Regions from separate parts of the Homo sapiens genome. Here region 2 is linked to region 1. The links are chromatin contacts, found by Hi-C or POLR2A ChIA-PET in ENCODE. All regions are on one chromosome and are shown on one strand. The core of a region is the stretch at or near the end of the contact, and the rest is flanking DNA. Distances in the headings are between cores, read along the strand shown. Region 1 has its middle 41 kb from the start of RYBP. Region 2 has its middle 77 kb from the start of RYBP.

Region 1 (3,928 bases), core at 849-3,348:
TGATACACGGGGATACAGAGATACAGCCAAACCATATCACATAATTCACACACACATACATACCACACACACCGTGTATCTGGAGGTGAAACATTATTTCAAAACAGCTCAAAATATTATACTGGCTCTATCTGTCAGGATGCTTTGATTGTAAGCAACAGAAACTGCCTCTACTGATCTAGGCAGAACGGGAATTTCTTGGAAGGATATTAGAGAGCACACTAGAGCAAAGGAATGGCTAAAAAGTCAGGCTTGGAGCCATTAGGCACCCAGCCTCTCCAGGAGGTTCTTGGCAGCAGAAAATGCTCAACAATCTCACTGAGCTGCTGTGGCTGGAATGAGAACACTCCAAGTGTTCTCTGCTTTGGGCCTGAATCCATGATTGAGATTTCAGGGAGGGAGTCCCCATTGGCCTTGCTGGCAGTCATGCACTGGGGAGGAAGGGCTGGCCTGGCTAACCATTCCACTAGACAATTTGGAAGATGGACCAGCAGCTGGGCAGATGACAAACAACGAAGGTCTTTGCATTTCTTGAGAATGATGACAGCCAACCACTGAGGCTGTGACAACACTTATAAAAAAAATCCCCCTTTCTCTTCTATCCATTTCTCTCACACGCTGAAGCTGCTCCACAGGATTTCTCCCTACAGTTATACGCAAACCTCACCCAACATCCACTCTTTTATACCCCGGCTGTGCAAAATGTATTCAGAGAACCAGCAGCATTTATAATCTCCAAATGTAATCTGTATAAAGCCAGCGTGCCCATGGGTTCAGCTTCAACATGGTGAAGTAGTATCATAATGTATTAGTCCACTCCTTACACTGCTAACAAAGACATACCTGAGACTGGGTAATTTATAGAGGAAAGAGGTTTAATTGACTTAATCTAGCAAGTTGGGAGCTTGCTAGAAATGTAGAATCTCAAACCTCACCCTAGACCTACCAAATCAGAATCTGCATTTTAACAATATCCCAGGTGGCTCTGATGCACGTGAAGTTTAAGAATCACTCATGGATACACTCTCTTCCTCTCTCCATTTCTTTTTTTTTTTTTTTTTCTTTGAGACAGGGTCTCACTCCTTTGCCCCAGCTGTAGTGCAGTGGTGCAATCATGGCTCACTGCAGCCTTGACCTCCCTGGGCTCCGGTGATCCTCCCACCTCAGCCTCCTGAATAGCTGGGACCACAGGCATGCGCCACCATACCTAGCTAATTTTTATCTTTCTTGTAGAAATAGGGTTTTGCCATGTTGCCCAGGCTGGTCTCAAACTCCTGGGCTCAAGTGATTTGCCTGCTTAGTCCTCCCAAAGTGCTGGGACTACAAGTGTAGAGCCACCGTGCCGGCCTTCCATTCCTTAATTATACAGATCAATCTAGTCTCTCACCAGCCTAAACAAATCCTTCCTCTGTAGCAAGAGGAAAGAGATGGGCTATCAATGACAAGGTTGCCTCTGGTGGGGTGATAGAAGAAATGTGAACATTTGCAGGCTCATAATTGTCTTGTAAACAAGGGTAAAGCAGACACAGTCTGTGACCTCAGCGAGCTCAGGTTCTGGAGGGAAAAGCTGGTCAGCCGGTCCAAATGGATATTGAGGTCTTCCAAGGCAGCATGGCATGGTTCTCAGGGCTAAACTGACTCTAGAACCGCTTGCTCTAGGGGAGGATCCTGGGGACAGAGGGACGGAATGGTAAATTAAGTTTCATTGGGCTGCACAGATCAGTTTGGAAGTCCTGTGGTCCTTTGAGTCCTCTCTGAAATGCAATGCTAGACAACAGTGCCAGGGTACTCAGGGTTGGTCTGTCTCCTCCTCCAAGAGAGCAAAGAAGGAACCAGGCCCAGGGACTCACCCAGAGGGGGCTTGGGAGCCAGTAAAATGAAAAACGTTGAATGTAGAGTTCCGAACGGTCTGGAATCCAGGTATTAATCTGTTGGTCCGTCATCATATTGGTCTTTGCAACATACAAACAAATCAAGCACGAGATTTCCCCCAAAGTTAGCAAGCTCCTGTGAGTCATTTCTCAGGAACTTGGTGGCAGACACTTGGCTGAAGGCAGCTGTGAGGAGGAATGTCCGTGGAGGGGGGTGGGGGGCGGTGGTGGCCACAGTCACGGGAGTGGCTGTGTGGGCGTGACTGTAGCTGGGACTGCTGGGCTATGAAGCTGTGGCTGTGTCTGTAGCTGGGGGTGGGGCTGTGGCCATGGCTGTGGCCACCAGCCTCACAGCAGTAGCCATAACAAAAGGAGGAGCTGCTGACTGGCCTCATCTCAGTGACCACATGGCATCATTCAAAGATTCGTGCTCCTGGTCCCTCAACGCAGGTAGAACTTTTGGCAGAGTCGGGGGAAACTGAGCTAAAGGCAGTGACAGGTTGTACCTACTTGGGCCATGGACCCTGAGGAACCTGAAAAAGATGAGGGAAGAGGTCCCTATCACACACTTTGGTGTTTTGTGGCTGCTGGTGGCAGTGGGGTCTGGCATGAGGGTGACCTGCAACCACACGCACCCAGCTCCTAGGTTCCTGGAGCTGACAGCGTCTGTGGCAGAGGGGCTTGACATGAGGATGCTGTCCCCAACTCCTCTGGTCCTACCCAACATTTTCCTGCAAGGTGGCCCTAACCAACCCCACCCGCATCATTCAAATCCGTGCTTGAAGGGACAACACCATCTCACCCTCTTCCTCATTTTCCATCTTTCTCAGTCCTTGCTGTTCACAGAATAGTCTCCTCTCTTCATCAGCCAGAAACAAACAAAATGCCTGTGCGAACCGATGCTGTGGTTTCACCAGCTTGGTCCTTCCACAAACAGCAAAACTCAGAGTTCAGTTTAGGTGCCTTCCCATCACCCCTACTAGAACACTTTGTCTCAGTAGCCACTGAGTTAACAGTTGTGAAAGCTTTTAGAGAAAGATACATTCTTGTGCTCTTGAAAGAGTATGATTTACATTTCTTTGACATTCTCCAGTTTCAAAAGCCACTTGCAAATGCCAGTACTTCGAAGCTTTATTTCTGTACCTACAAAGAAAGGCACCTCTCATAAAAGAGCTTTTTAAACCATGGCACTTTAGGAAGGTAGAACCTAAGAGGCACAAAACCATAATGATAAACAAACAAATCGGTTTGTGAAGTAGCTCAGGCCATGGTCCCTACTATTCTAGGGCCTCTTCATCTATGCTGATGGCGTAAGTTTACTGAGCATTTATTTGGTGTCAGGTACTCTTCTAAGCACCTTACCTGAATCATCTCATGTGATACTTACAGGAACTCTAGAACTCTAGACCAGTGATTTTCCTTTCTTTTTTTTTTAAGAGACAGGGTTGCTCGCTCTGTCACCCAGGCTGGAGTCCAGTGGCGTGGTCGTGACTCACTGTAACCTCAAATTCTTGGACTCAAGTGATTCTCTTGCCTCAGCCTCCCAAGTAGCTAGGACTACAGATGTGAGCCCCCGTGCCTGGCTAATTTTTAATTTTCATGTAGAGACAAGATCTCCCTATGTTGCCCAGTCTGGCCTCAAGTGATCCTCCCACCTCGGCCTCCCAAGTCACTGGGATTATAGGCATGAGCCACTGTGCTAGACCAGAGATTTTCAATTAGGGGTTATTTTGCCCCTTACGCAGGGGATATTTGGCAATGTCTGGAGACATTTTTGTGTGGTACAACTAGGGGGGATGCTATTGGCATTAAGTGCGTAGAGGCCGGGGATGCTGCTTAAACAACCTATGGTTCTTGGGACGGCCCCACACCAAAGAATTATCCAGGCCCTACTGCAATAGTGTCCAGGTTGAGAAGTCCTGCTCTCAGAGATAGGGATTATTATTCACCCCATTTTCCAGATGAAGACACAGAAGTACAGAGAGGTACTTCAAGATACTTAGGTTTATAAGCAAATATAATCAGCAAAAATGAGTGTTGGCAAAAGATTGAGAAAA
Region 2 (3,928 bases), core at 484-2,983, 36 kb after region 1:
ATCCCAGCACTTTGGAAGGCTAAGGCAGGTGGATCACTTGAATTTGGGAGTTCCAGACCAGCCTGGCCAATATGGTGAAACCCCGCCTCTGCTAAAAATACGAAAATTAGCCTAGCATGGTGGTGCACATCTGTAATCCCAGCTACTAGGGAGCCACAAGAATCACTTGAACCCCAGAGGCGGAGGTTGCAGTGAGCCCAGATCGCACCACTATACTCCAGCCTGGGCAACAGAAAAAAAAAAAAGAGATGTTTTCATCCTTCATATTATTTCTCAAGATGGCATCTGTGAACAACCCAAATATCCATCAATAGTAGAGCAGATAAATAAACTGTGGCATAATCACACAACGGAATACTCCCCAGCATCACAGGGAAATGGAACTGCTACCCACAATGGCATGGATGAATCTCAGAGGTATAATGTTGAGTGAACAAAATCAGACAACAAAGACTACACACTGTAGGATTCCTCTTCTATAAAGTTCAAAAACTCACCTATCATGATCGAGTTACAAAATGGTTATCTTTGGCAGAGGGTATTGACTGGAAGAAGGCACAAAAGAGCCTTCTAGGGTGCTGGCCTGGCCTATATCCTGATTTGGGTGGTAGGTACGTAGGTGTACACATAGGTGCGCACGCATTGAGCTGTATTTTTAGCATTTGTGTACTTCGCTGTGTGTTGCATCTCAGTAAAGCAGTCCCCACCACAAAGACAGCTTCTGGATACAGGCAAGAGCTTAAACAGCTTTGGGTGCTGGAGAAGGAACCGCTCATCTGTGGAAATCCACTGGCCTTCCTGGAGAGGTCTTTCCAAGTAGTCGGCTTGTCCTCTGACGGCACCTGCTGAGGAGTGTCTGGTTCCCCTGCTCACATCTCCTTTGCTTTAACCTCCTGCGATGAGCTCCTGAGCTCAACTCCAGACCTCTGGTTCACCAGTCCTCTTAGCCTTTCAGCCACTACCCTCCTCCAGCTTGGAAACCCTTGGGGTCCTAAGGGCCTGTTGACCTGGACGTCTCTCTCAGCCATTTCTGCTACCCTGGCCTAGCAGCCACTCCCATCTGGGCCTTGTAAAGGAGGGGATGTGCCTCCCCTGTGCCAAAAGGGCTTTCTGCTTACCCCTTTTGTCTGACAGCAACTGCCTGTGATGTTTCCTCTCTATGCGCTGATGTCCTCCCGTTTCCTGGAGCAATCCCGGGAGAAGGGAGGGAGGGAAAGAAACTGTATTGACATGCACAGAAATAAGGCACACTGAGAGGTATTTTAAAATCTATTATGTCCCTTACCCTTGATTTCTTTTAGGTAGAGTCTGGTTTCTTTTCATTATGTGACTTGGGTGATTCAAATCAGCATGGTTAGGATAGAATCACGGTATTTTAGCAATGAAGAGGTTCTTAATCATCATTTCAAATTCCAAGAGGGACGATTTCCAATTGTGTGGTCCTAAGTACATGAACACATTTATTATCCTGCTTCCCACCCAGCCCCCAACACACATAAGCATCACTCATCAATCATTATGATCACCAAGAAGATGCCTCCCGACACATCCACAGTTCTAAATGTCCCAAGGCAGGGTTTAGCCTCATTTGTTTATTTTGCAGATAACGAAATTGAAGCCCAAAGCAGAAAAATGACTTATCCAAGCCCCTGACAAAACAGGGCCTGATTTCCAGTTCCGTGAGATTTGTAGGTCACCCTGTTAACTTTTGGTGTAAGTTTGAGGAACTAAAACGAGGCACTGCAAGGGAACTTCTGTTTCTTACTGAATTTCTGCTTTCCTTTCTGGCAGTAGAAGCTGTCCCATGTCACTTCCTCTTTCCCTCCCTGAGAGTTAGCAGATAGCGTGGTGCCAGAGCCATTGCTTCCCTCTCAAGCAGAGGGGCAGTGGAGGCATGTCTGAGAACTTGCTGGCAGACACACCCAGTGTGGACCTGCCCTATTTATCCACACTCTCCACCCTGACCACATTAGACAGATATGCAAACACTCAGCATCCGGCAAACCCCCCACCACCCTCCCGGCCAAGTCTCATCACAGATCCATAAAAGACAGTGAAAATACACCGAGGTCTGATTTATTCTACTTTAGATGCAAAGACTGCTCCATCCCATCACCCCATGTCATTCAGATACAGGCGGCTTGATGCTGGCAGCATGTGGAGCAAAGTAAGTGAGGAGGAGGTTCAGCACAGTGGCTGGGAACACAGGAGTTAGAGCCATTCGTTCATGCATTCATGTAAGCACTCATTCATTCATGCATGCAAGCATTCAAGCACTGGTTCATTCATTCTCCATTCCAGTGTTTATTGAGCTCTTACAATCGTTGGGTTCATTCTGGGCATCAGGTAACATGCTGGTAAACACAATAGATGTGTTCCCAACCTTGTGAACTTACAGTCTCTAGATTGAGCTCAAAACCTGGCCCTGCCACTGAACACCTATGTGGCCTTGGGTGAATTGCTGAATCTCTCTGAACCTCTACCTCTTCATCAATAAAACAGGAAAATAGAAATAGAGTTGTGAAGAGTAAGTATAAAAAAGGATGGGAAGGAACTAGCCCAGTTCCTGGTATATAATAGGTGGTAAGTAGGTCACAGTTACTATTATTGCTAAAAATTTAACATTCGATAGGAACAATCCCTAAATCCGTATACCTAAAACCTGGACATGAAATTTTGGCTAAGAGCTCTATATTTTACCTAAATTATGTATAATAAACCAGCTTTTTTCAAAGATGTGTAGTTGTATATCATAAATCAAATACACATATATATAAGGTGTATATCATAAACAAAAAACCCTATGTGTGTATAGTATGTGTGTGTGTATGTGTGTGTATCTTAACTGGCATGGTATCATAATTTCTATATTCTTTTTTTTTTTTTTTTTTTTTTTGAGGTGGAGTCTTGCTCTGTCGTCCAGGCTGGAGTGCAGTGGCGTGATCCCAGCCTGGCTCACTGCAACCTCCACCTCTCAGGTTCAAGCAATTCTCCTGACTCAGCCAACCAAGTAGCTGGGACTACAGGTGTGTGCCACCACGCCTGGCTAATTTTTATATTTCTAGTAGAGACGGGGTTTCACCGTGTTGGCCAGGCTGGTCTTGAACTCCTGACCTCAGGTGCTCCCCACCACCCAACCTCGGTCTCCCAAAGTGGTGGGATTACAGGCATGAGCCACCGCGCCCGGCTGAGAATTTCTATATTCTAATGTAAGACAATGATACTTTGTATGGATACACAATTTTAAAAGAGGCTTGGGCCAGGTGCTGTGGCTCATGCCTGTAATCCCAACATTTTGGCAGGCTGAGGCAGGCAGATTGCTTGAGCTCAGGAGTTCAAGACCAGCCTGGACAACATGGTGAAACCCCATCTCAAATACAAAAAATACAAAAAATTAGTTGGGCGTAATGGCACATACCTGCAGTCCCAGCGACTCAGGAGGCTGCGGTGGGAAGATCTCTTGAACCCAGGAGGCAGAGGTTGCAGTGAGATGAGATCGCACCACTGCACTCCAGCCTGGGGAACAGAGCAAGACCCCACCTCAAAAATAAATAACTAAATAAAAATAAAAACGAAAGATGCTTGGACAAAGAAAACATGACATAAGCCATGAGTCTTTTAATATTCTATTCTCTTCCTGGGCCTCCGCTCTTGACAGACACTTTACCTTATTTAGCCTCTGCTGCCTGGTCTTGAAACCTCTAAATAGATGGGTTATTTCAGGCTGGCCAAACCCTCGAAATTATTTGCCAGCAGCATTTTGGAAACATATCCCCTTACTGCGAGAAACAGCAGCCAAAGCAAAGGACTGTGTGGTTGCTCCCAATCCCCTTCCTTCTGAGCCTCTGCTTCGGCTGCTGGGTTCAGCTCACAGAAGGCACTGTAGGCGAAGGAACGAGTGTGGCTTTGAGGTCTTTGCCAAGTGCGT

Evidence for each region. Hi-C counts contacts between places; a loop is a spot of excess contacts on that map. ChIA-PET counts read pairs that join two places held with the same protein, here RNA polymerase II (POLR2A). Pooled maps may share reads with other maps.
Region 2: a loop to region 1 is called in a map of PC-3, with 4 times the contacts of the local background. The contact joins two enhancer-like sites. A Hi-C loop is called at or near these places in 2 of 168 maps with a recorded cell type or tissue (CD14-positive monocyte and PC-3), 6 of 37 single-sample maps with no recorded cell type and 15 of 50 pooled maps. POLR2A ChIA-PET finds 5 or more read pairs at or near these places in 13 of 52 experiments (Caco-2, GM10248, GM12878 and 7 more).

Annotation. Positions count from the first base shown.
Region 1 is chr3:72,485,478-72,489,405 of GRCh38, forward strand. No RefSeq gene overlaps it. Among named protein-coding and RNA genes, the nearest start is that of RYBP, 41 kb to the left of the region's middle. RefSeq lists enhancers at 1,699-2,216, 2,217-2,734. Within about 2 kb of position 2,099, at least 3 of the 41 ENCODE cell types and tissues checked have a DNase peak (open chromatin) inside an H3K27ac peak, as active enhancers do.
Region 2 is chr3:72,521,763-72,525,690 of GRCh38, forward strand. No RefSeq gene overlaps it. Among named protein-coding and RNA genes, the nearest start is that of RYBP, 77 kb to the left of the region's middle. Within about 2 kb of position 1,734, at least 9 of the 41 ENCODE cell types and tissues checked have a DNase peak (open chromatin) inside an H3K27ac peak, as active enhancers do.